2 separate regions of the Homo sapiens genome follow, and region 2 is linked to region 1. A link is an interaction called in ENCODE POLR2A ChIA-PET data of the cell type or tissue named here. Cell type or tissue: MCF 10A. All regions are shown on one strand. Links, peaks and the distances in the headings refer to the core of each region. The heading gives the core; the rest is flanking DNA.

Region 1 (5,352 bases), core at 1-5,000:
AAGACGACACAAAGCTCCTCAGGGGCCCAACTTTCCAGCTGTGGACCCTGCTCAGGGTTCTCGGGGTCCCCTTGCTGGTGGAGGCAGGTGCACTCATTAAAGCAAATGTACTCTCCAGGTGGACCCTCAGGCCCAGAGCCGGCAGCAGAGGGGGGTGAATCCATGGCAACAGGAGTCACAGGTGAACCAATGGGAAACCAAACACACGCATCGAAAGCCAATCAAACACAAACCCCAAATGTGAAGGCAGCAGCAAGTTCTTTGTGTAATAAATATTGCAAAGCGCACTTGGTTTCTTTCTTTTCAAGTCAAATATAACGACTAATGTCCCAGACCCTGTTTTCTGCATTCAAAATAGGGAAGCTGTTGATATCAGCAGAACACCTGCAGCCAAAGAAAAAAACCGTTTCCCATTAACCAGCCAATCACAGATCCTTTCCAGTTTAAGCAGCCAATCAGACCTCTTCACATTTCTAAAAAAATGACCTAACTAAAGCACCAGAGCTCGGAGAGCTTCCAGGGAAGCCAGATACCGAGGCGCAAATTTTTTAAAAAATAAGAGTCAGAAATAAAAATAAAAGGTTTCTGTTGGTCAAGATTTAAAAAATAAAAAAGTTTCTTCCTGCAGCCAATCACAAGTCCATCCCTTTAAGCCAATTATAAACGCACCACTGGTGTCTCCCTTGATGCCAGCCCCACTGAGTAGCTGTGAGGTGGGGTGGGGCAGGGCAGGGTTGGGTAGGGGAAGGGGGAGGTGGGGCAAGGGGGGCTGCTGCCACTCAGCCGGCCCAGGAGCCACACAGATCTCTTGGCCCTCAACAGCATCCAGGGTGTTCCAAGGGCTTTGCAGCTACTGCCTCCGGTCTTCCGTCTCCGACCTGGAAAACGCCATCACCACGTCCTCTGCACCTGCAGATAAGGCGACAAGGATCGCTGATGGGGCTTGCAGCATTGGCTTGCGAACAGGACAAGCAAGGAGGCTGCGGCCAAGCTGGAGCCCCCGCCCACCAGGATCGCGGCACTCTCTGAGGACAAAGTACTTCCGAGGAAGTCTTCCTCCCCTCTGGTCTTCCCTGCCTCCTGGCTGGGGACAAGGCTTGCAACCCTGCTGTAGGGCTGCAAGGCAGGGCTGCCAGGGTGAGGCTCAGAGGCTTGCTCAAGGCTACACAGCTGACAGGTGAGCCATGACGAGGCCCCAGGTGACCTGGAGCAGGGCTCAGCGCTGCTCACAGCCCTTGCTCCAGAGTTACCAAAGCCAGAGGCGGGGTGGCCCTTGGGAACCTCCCTCTTTCTTCTCAAGACTCGCGTCTTGATGCCTTCGGAGGGTCTGGCTCACTGTGGTTTTAAATAGCCATTCCTCTTTGCAGCAGCTTCTCCTTCACCCAAACCCAACACCTCTTCCAAGAAGTATGGCCGGGCCCACGTCCAGCCTGCTGTCCGCCTGGCTCTGACTGAGACAGATATGCCCACAATCCTTCTTTTTCTTTTTCTTTTTCCTTTTTCTTTCTTTTTTTTGTGTGTGATATGGAGTCTTGCTCTATCACCCAGGCTGGAGTATAGTGGCACAATCTCGGCTCACTGCATCCTCTGCCTCCCGGGTTCAAGCGATCCTCCTGCCTCAGCCTCCTGAGTAGCTGGGATTACAGGTGTGCATCACCACGCCCGGCTAATTTTTTTGTATTTTTAGTAGAGATGAGGTTTCACCATGTTGGTCAGGCTGGTCTCAAACTCCTGACCTCATGATCCACCCACCTCGGCCTCCCAAAGTGCTGGGATTATAGGCAGGAGCCACCGTGCCCAGCCAATCCTTCTTTTTCTTAATCCTGAATTTGAGATTCTGGCCCAGGCACTTGTGAAATCACGTCCTTTGTCTTGTTTTCCAGAGGACAGGCTCTGATGAGTGGCCAGGACAGGCAGTGGCAGGAGGGCAAAGCTCGAAATGCTGACCTGCCACCCACACCCACAACTGCCTGGGGAGTTAGGGGCTGACATGGCCAGGGAGGGGCTGTGGGCCAGGAGGTGACCTGTAGGGCCCCACCTTGACTCCCTGACCCTGTCCTGCTGCTCTCACCCCCTTTGTAAAAGGCCAGATCTTCACTTTGCCCCGAAAAGTACCAGTCTGGCTGCCCATGGTCTTTCTGACATGTTGTCTGTGCTACTGCAGGTATTCTCTCTGGGAGGGGGTGGATCGGAATAGGAGAGACAGGAAAGGCCACCCGAGGGTGGGCCAGTGTGGGGAGTGTGAAGTGAGGCTCCTGGCATGTGAAATGGAGTCAGCAGAGTGAGCCGGCCTCCACTCAGTGAGCCGGGTCTCCCCCACAGCCGGCATGTGCTGACCTCCTTCCAACTGCTCTACCAAGAGAGGGAGGACGCACCCAGCTGTCGGGAGGGCCAGAGATGGAGGGCCCAACTACAAGGATGCAATGCACAAGACACACCTTCCACTTGGCACTAGAGAACCAAGGTGCTGCTAAGGGAATGAGCCTTGTCACCTCCCACTGCCAGCTCGCCTTCATGGGGTTCTGGCTTTACCAGCACAACCTCCATTGCTCAGAAGGGAAATAAGCATCTAGAAAGGGACACGAGTTGTCCAGCTTCCTAGGATGGGGCACCCTCGCTTGGGAAGCCCTATGAATCCTTCCCGTCTTCTCAGGAACATTCTGTTTTCGCCTGAGCCCTAGGACCACGCAATATCACTGCAGGCAGAATTTTCCTAGCAACCACAGAATCCAAGATTACATCATCCCCTGCACGGCAGCTGAGTTGGTTACCTAACAGATGCCGACTTTTCCTGAGTGCTGCTTGCCCAGCTTGCTAATCAGAAGGGGGCTGGCAAGAGTCTGTGAAAGGGGAGTTGTCAGCAGAAGATGCCTTAGTGGCAGTGATGGTGGCAGCCCGCTCACTCCTCTCCCTGCCTGCCCTGTGGCCTTTCGCTCAGGGACCTTGGGCCTCTGTAGTGAGCTGCAGGCACAAAAATAGCCCTGGATGCCCCAGGAGGGAATGGTGCATCTACAGAGGGAATGGGCCATTGGCTTCTCAGAGGAGCCCAGACCTGGGGACCAGGACTCCCGACTCCACAGCCTGCCCAGTGTGTGTGCCTGTCCTGCGCTCTGAGGGTGGGAAGGAAGTAATCTTCTCCAGGTCACACAGGGACTCTGATGGCTATTTAACAAGACACTTGAAGCAAAGGATTTGCAAGAGTCCTACCCTTCCCACACTGCCAGCTGCCACCCCCTTCCCTGGTGGCATTTATAGAGCCTCCCACTGTGCTGCTGGAGCCCTGCAGAGAGGAAAAGGCCTGAGGAGCTGCGGCCTGTCTGTGCTCTCTTCTGTTCCTTAAGGATATTATCCAGGCTTTACCACAAGGATCTGCTTTCCTTTGGGATGAAAGAGAAGGCAGGCTCTCAGTTCTTCCAGAGCATTCTCTGACCTACCCTTGTCACTGGTTGGCCAGGTATTTGTCATTCAATGAGGTCTCACCATGAACCTGACAGGCCTCTGGCCGAGGACACTGGTTCCCCTTTTCCTCTTCTCTATGAAATTTGGGCCAGTTACCGAATAGGGAGGGTGAGCTGTTAGATTATGATCATGACTCGATCCCTCAGAGCTGCAGTTTTAGAGCCAGGAGGGACCTCAGAGGTTGAGTCCTACAGTCTTTCCTTTGAAGACCAGCATATGGCAGCTCCCTCAGGTAGTCTCGCTGTCCTGGATGCACAGCAAAGAGGGCAGCAGGCCAGCCCACTGCCTCCAGGCTGCCAGCTGGGTTTCCTACCCTGTTTTACAGATGAAGCTCTGTCTCCCCCCTTGGTATCTCTGTTGACACTGTCTGAACTTGAGCTCAGAGCTTCTATTTGTCCCTTCCCACCAGATGCAAGTGAGCATAGGAGGGGAGAGGTTGATCTGTGTCTCCTGTTCCACACTCAAAAACATTAAAAGATAAGGATAGCCAAAACCCGATGACAGTATCATGAGAAAAGAGAACTACAGATGAGTATCTCACATGAATATAGATGCAAACATACCCAACAAAATGCTAGCAAACTGAATACAACAACATATAAAAAGGATTCTATACCCTGACCAGGTGAGATTTATCCCAGGAATGCAAGGTTGGTTTAACATCTGAAAATCAATGACTGTAAAACACCATATCAATAGGATAAAGGACAAAAACCATACAGGAAAAGCAGCTGATGAAATCCAACATAATAAAACCACTCAACAAGGCCAGGTGCAGTGGCTCACGCCTGTAATCCCAGCACTTTGGGAGGCAGAGGCAGGTGGATCACTTGAGGTCAGGAGTTCGAGACCAGCCTGACCAACATGGTGAAACCCCATCTCTACTAAAAATACAAAATTAGCTGGGCATGGTGGCACATGCCTGTGTTACTTGTGAAGGCTGAGCCAGGAGAATCGCTTGAACCTGGGAGGTGGAGGTTGCAGTGAGCTGAGATCGCGCCATTGTACTCCAGCCTGGGCAACAAGAGTGAAACTCCATCTCAAAAAAAAAAAAAAAAAACCCACTCAACAAACTAGAAGAGAACAACCTCTATCTGATAAACGGCATCTATGAAAATCCCACAGCTCTTATCATATTTGTTGTGAAAACTCTCCCTACCAAGATTATGAACAAGAAAAGGATGTCCGCTTTCACCATTCTTATTCAATATTGGCTTGAGGTCCATTCCAGGTTAGGTAAGTTAAGAAAAAGAAATAAAAGCCATCCAGATTGGAAAGGAAGAAGTAAAACTATCCCTATTTGTAGATGACATGATCTTATATGTAGAAAATCATAAGGAATCCACTAAAAAAAAATTTTTTTTTTTTGAGATAGGGTCTCACTCTGTCACCCAGGCCAGAGTGCAGTGGCATAATCTTCACTGACTGCAACCTCCGCCTCCCAGGCTCAAGCAATCCTACCACCTCAACCTCCCGAGTAGCTGGGACTATAGGTGTGTGCCACCACATCTGGCTAATTTTTGTATTTTTTGTAGAGATGGGGTTTTGCCATGTTGTCCAGGCTGGTCTCGAGCTCCTGAGCTCAAGTGATCTGCCCACCTTGGCCTCCCAAAGTGCTGGGATTACAGGCTTGAGCTACTGCACCTGGCCCACTAAAAAACTATTAGGACTAATAAACAAGTTAAAGGTACAGGATACAAGGTCAATATACAAAAATCAATTGTATTTTTATATACTAGCAATGAACAATCAAAGTAAAATTAAGAAAATGATTCCACTTATAATTGCATTAATCATAATAAAACACTTAGGAACAAATTTAACAAAGTGCAAATTTTTATGCTTTGAATAGTACACAACATTACTGAATAAAATTCAATACATGATCTCTAT
Region 2 (5,370 bases), core at 56-5,055, 110 kb before region 1:
GAAAAAACTAATCAAAAAGTAATTAATGATGATGATACCTTGAAATGACACAGCAGAGTCCAGTGCAAGGGTCAAGGTGGGAATCATGAACCTCTGGGGTAACCTGAGGGTTCCATGAACTTGGATGGGAAAAATTACATGCTTATTTCCACTAACTTCTGAAATTCAGCATTTCCTTTGGCAATAAATGTAGGCTACACACCACAGCAGTTAGCAATGACTGCAACTTTGTCACCAATAGAATGCACTGATATTTGCACACCAGGCCACAGCTGTTGCAGATGCCACAGGGATCCTCGCACAGCCCTCACAACTTGGAACTTACACCACTGTTGGACCTGCTGCTAAAGCTGGTTCTTCATTTGTTAACATAAAGTACCACTGGTGTTACTGTTTCACAAATGTAGTATTTCAGGATGTTAATAACTATATTTCAGTTTAACTGATTACCCTTGAATCCTATGTATTTATTTTGTAGATTAATAAGAAGGGATCCATTGGCCTTGCCAGACCACCCAAGGGCTCCATGGCACAAAAAAGGGCTTAAAACCCCAGGTCTGAGCCAGGCGCAGTGGCTCATGCCTGTAATCCCAGTACTTTAGGAGGCTGAGGTGGGAGGATCTCTTGAGCCCAGGAGTTTGAGATCAGCCTGGGCAACACAGTGAGACCCCATTTTTATAAAAAATTAAAATAATAACAATAATAAAAACCTTGATCTGGTGGGTCTGAGTGTGGGCCCAGAATACACAGGTTTTTCTTTTTCTTTTGAGACAGGGTCTCACTCTGTTGCTCGGGCTGGAGTGCAATAGGGCATTTTTTTTTTTTTTTTTTTTGAGACGGAGTTTCGCTCTGTCACCTAGGCTGGAGTGCAGTGGTGCTATCTCGGCTCACTGCAAGCTCCGCCTCCTGGGTTCACGCCATTCTCCTGCCTCAGCCTCCCGAGTAGCTGGGACCACAGGCACCCGCCACCATGCCTGGCTAATTTTTTGTATTTTTAGTAGAGATGGGATTTCACTGTGTTAGCCAGGATGGTCTTGATCTCCTGACCTCATGATCCACCCACCTCAGCCTCCCAAAGTGCTGGGATTACAGGCGTGAGCCACCGCGCCCGGCCAATAGGGCATTCTTGGCTCATGCAGCCTCTGCCTCCTGGGTTCAACCGATTCTCCTGCCTGAGCCTCTCGAGTAGCTGGGATCACAGGCACATGCCAACATGCATGGCTAATTTTTGTATATTTAGTAGAGATGGGGTTTCACCACGTTGGCCAGGCTGGTCTCGAACTCCTGACCTCAAGTGATCTGCCCGCCTCAGCCTCCCAAAGTGCTGGGATTATAGGTGTGAGACACCGCGCCTGGCCCACAGGCTTCTCAAAGTAAAAAAATTCAAAACCCTGGCTCCTGATTCATCAGCTGGGTGACACCTGGCTTGCTGCTTCTGTGGGCCTGAGTTTCTTCAGCTATAAAAAAGGGATTCTAAGGTTTAGGTGAGACAACGTGTATAAAGGAGTTGGCACACAGCCTGCCACTTGGTAAGTACAGGTAAGAAGCACTGGTGCTCTGGTGGTTATCATATCCCCTCTCAGCAGAGACTTCCATGGAATCCTCCCCACACGTGGCCCTTGCTGAGGGTGAACAGAGCCCTCGCAGCCCTCCTACCAGGTCACCAAGTGATAAACACTCTGGAAGAGTCCTCCAGGTCCAAGGCGCACTTCTACTTCTGCGTCCTTTATTTCTGTGCCTGACTCTTGCTGTTGCCTCTTTGTCCTTGTGAACCTTTCAATAAACGGATTAATTTATAAAACAGTTCCCCCCACTACACGCTCCCTCTGTGGAACGCTCCCTCTTGGGTTTCCGGGAAAGGTGACGGTGTGGTCAGTCCTATCACCTTTATGGAGCACCTACAGACAGAGCTATGCTAGCTAGAGTGGGGTAACGGCAGTGTCCCCAAAAAGGCTGTACACAGGAAATGGAAGGAAAAGATCCAGGACACGAGGGTAAGGCTGTAGGATACCGATCACAGCCTGCTGCCACCAACCTAGTAAAGAGGTACAACTTAATTCTCGAGTCGAGGGCGGGGGGTAATGACAGGTACCTTGCCAGCAAGCCCCCACCACGAGCTGAGTTTCTATCTTGGATGGATGGAGCGGGTAATCCTCAGTCACAGAGAAGGGCTCGTGGGACGTGCCATCCACATAGAGAGTCACACTCGGGAATTCTACATTGAGGACGTAGTGGTGCCATTCCTCATCACAGACCTACAGAGGCAAAGGGAAGCGGGGAGGTGTGAGATGTCCACTTTCCTTCTCATCAATGCCCATGGAAACCAAGTCACCCAACACAAGGGTCTTCCTAGGAGGAAAAGGATGAAAAAAATCTAACCACAAAATATCTGCAAATACATCTCACCAAAAGAAGCCAAGCATCTCTAGGGCATTTCCAAACTACGGGGGCTGCATTGCTCACTAACCAGAGGACACAGCCCAAGTAGGGAGCTGCCCAATTCTGCTCTGCCAACAGTGTGGCACCAGGAAGTTCCTGTATGGGCAAGCTGGATACCCACCCTCGAAAGGGTTGAGTTAGTTTACCACTGGCCATTCCTTTTCTGAATAAAAATAAAAAGTGCCTTTAGGCCGGGCGCAGTGGCTCAGGCCTGTAATCCCAGCACTTTGGGAGGCCAAGGCGAGGAGATCACTTGAGGTCAAGAGTTTGAGACCAGCCTGGCCAACATATCGAAACCCCATCTCTACTGAAAATACAAAAATTAGCCGGGTGTGGTGGTGCACGCCTGTAGTCCCAGCTACTTGGGAGGCTGAGGCACAAGAATTGCTTGAACCCGGGAGGCAAAGGTTGCGGTGAGCCGAGATTGTGCCACTGCACTCCAGCCTGGGTGACAGAGCAAGACTCTATCTCCTCCCCACCGCCGACAAAAAAGTGCCTTTAATCTCAGAATAAGGCACACCATAGTACATGTATTTTCTTTTCCAACTCAAAGTTGATGATCTCAATAAATATGAACATCAGCTCCAAGGGCACCCCAAACCAAACTGTGTTCCCATCCTGTGATGAACGAGTGTGTGAACACGCATCAGCCAGCTGCAATGGGCCCTTATCTGGGTCGTAACTCAAACAAATTGTAAACACAAAAACATTTATGAGGCTACTTGAAATCTGAACATTGACTGGCTATTTGATCGTATTAGAAATTTTACTGTTAGGTTTTTTTTTAATGTGAAAGAGTGCTGTGATTATGCTTGTCTATGAGATACATCATGACATACAGGCGGGCGTCTACAAGAATGAAATGCTCTATTTGGGATTTCTTGAAAATTATTAACTAACGTTTGAGGGGGTGATAAAAATTTTCAGCAGTGAATAGGGGTAACAATGAAACTAGACTGACCAAGAGTTGGCAACTGTTGAAGGCATAAGGGCACACAGGGCTATTCTTTAATCTGTCTGCTTTTATATAAATCTGAAATTTTCCATAATACAGTTTTTAAACAGTATATACTTAGAAGAAACTAAATATATAAATGCAGACTATGGCTACTATAACAGAACTGTAGCTAAAATGTCCACCTATGTTGCAAAATATTTTTCCAGGACTAAGCCTTTCTTTAGTTTTTTGAAAATAATTAATGGTAATAGTTTCTGAGAAATAATCACTCACATAAATAAAAAAATACACCAATAAGAGATGAATGCTACCCAGCCTGACCAAAATGGTGGAACCCCATCTCTACTAAAAATACAAAAATTAGCCGGGCGTGGTGGCGCACGCCTGTAATCCCAGCTACTCAGAAGGCTGAGGCAGGAGGATCGCTTGAACCCGGGAGGTGGAGGTTGCAGTGAGCCAAGATCTCCACTGCACTCCAGCCTGGGCAACAAAGCGAGACTCAGTCTCGGGGGAAAAAAAAAAGAGACAAATGCTACCAACTGGACACCCACTTCAACTTTCCACTATCATATACTTTTTCCTTTCTCATTTATTCTCTTTTACTTTTATCTATCCTATGATTATTTTTAGACACTATTATATTTTAGCAACTGCAGGCACATATAACATATGTCAGCTTTTGTCCACTAACTCCATGAGACAAATAAAATGATGATAAGGCCAAAGGTTTCCTTCTCATCCCAACTCTACATCAAAAGAAAAAATGATCTATTCTGATTTTAATAGAGGGTTCTAATTTTACAGTGCTCTCTCGTTTCCTGTAGCACGTGGGGTTTTTCACAGGATATTTGCTTTCTATCACAGCAACTGCTAGAAAATTAGCTTTGCGGCCGGGCACAGTGGCTCAGGCCTGCAATCCCAGCACTTTGGGCGGCTGAGGTGGGTGCATCAGTTGAAGTCAGGAGTTCAAGACTAGCCTGGCTAATATGGTGAAACCTCATCTCTACTAGAAATACAAAAATTAGCTGGGTGTGGTGGCATGTGTCTGTAGTCCCAGCTACTCATAAAATTATAAATATACACTGACTATACACAGCCATCCATGTGCAAGGTTGCAGTACCTGCTTACTCTCTCTTAGAAGATGACAGTGTTTTTCTTTTTCTTTGGAGACGGGGTCTCACTCTGTCATCCAGGCTGGAGTGAAGTGGCACAATCGCAGCTCATTACAGCCTTGACCTCCTGGGCTCCATCAATCATCCCACCTCAGCTCCCCAAGTAGCCAGGACTACAGGCATGTGCCACCATGCCCAGCTAATTTTCGTGGGTTTTTTTTTTTTTGTAGGGACAGGATCTTAGTAATGTTGCCCAGGCTGGTCTCGAACCCCTGGGCTCAAGCAATCCTCGTGCCCCAGCCTCCCAAAGTGCTGGGATTATAGGTGTGAGCACCTTGCCCGGCCCTATTAGTGCGTTTTCAATTCACTCACCTGATTCAACTTCCAGTGGAACTCTGCAGGTCTGTATTTCTTCTCCTCAGAAGGATCCTGACGGAAGAGGAAGATCAGCCGGCACCCGTGGACATAGAGGGAGTAGTGGTGCCGATTCATATCTGCAAAGGCAGTTTCTATGGGTAAATTGCCAACTAAAGATCCAAAGGAGAAATTAAAGCTGTTTCTTGAATGGATTTTGAAGACACAATTTCATCTGCATAAATGAACTCTTCGGCTAAGCCAAGGCAGGGCTTAGAAACAAATACACTTGGGCTTTCCTGAGAGGCGGAGCCTGTGATCACCGTGGACCCCACTGAGCAACAACAGCTAATACCCAAATGCCCAGGCCGTGGCTCTAGGGAACCAAGTGCCCCAGGCACACAGCATGGCACATGGCCTACGAGCACCAGGCTGGCAGGGGACCCTGGGAAAGGAGAGGGAGCCTGCCGCTGGCACCCACCCTACTGGACACTGGGGCCTGGCAT

The links. ChIA-PET counts read pairs that join two places held together with the same protein. Peaks named below come from ENCODE experiments on the same cell type or tissue, not always from the same donor. Only the 100,000 strongest peaks of a DNase experiment are listed, where the experiment ranks them.
Region 2: POLR2A ChIA-PET joins it to region 1 with 5 read pairs; 2 of 35 experiments call an interaction of 5 or more read pairs at or near these places.

The regions. Positions count from the first base shown.
Region 1 is chr1:9,849,868-9,855,219 of GRCh38, forward strand. CTNNBIP1 (catenin beta interacting protein 1) reads right to left here. Exons shown (of 6, transcript NM_020248.3): 6 at 1-909. The coding sequence ends at 851. It overlaps CTNNBIP1-AS1 (CTNNBIP1 antisense RNA 1), which reads left to right. Exons shown (of 3, transcript NR_199045.1): 3 at 119-287. It overlaps LOC105376717 (a long non-coding RNA gene), which reads left to right and starts at 798. Exons shown (of 2, transcript XR_946952.3): 1 at 798-1,177. RefSeq lists enhancers at 86-225, 306-355, 1,391-2,191. In MCF 10A, for the core only: no CTCF peak of the experiment used is centred there; a DNase peak (open chromatin) is centred at 2,724.
Region 2 is chr1:9,739,002-9,744,371 of GRCh38, forward strand. CLSTN1 (calsyntenin 1) reads right to left here. Exons shown (of 19, transcript NM_001009566.3): 9 at 4,883-5,004; 10 at 2,093-2,255. Among named protein-coding and RNA genes, the nearest start is that of PIK3CD-AS2, 54 kb to the left of the region's middle. In MCF 10A, for the core only: no CTCF peak of the experiment used is centred there; no DNase peak of the experiment used is centred there.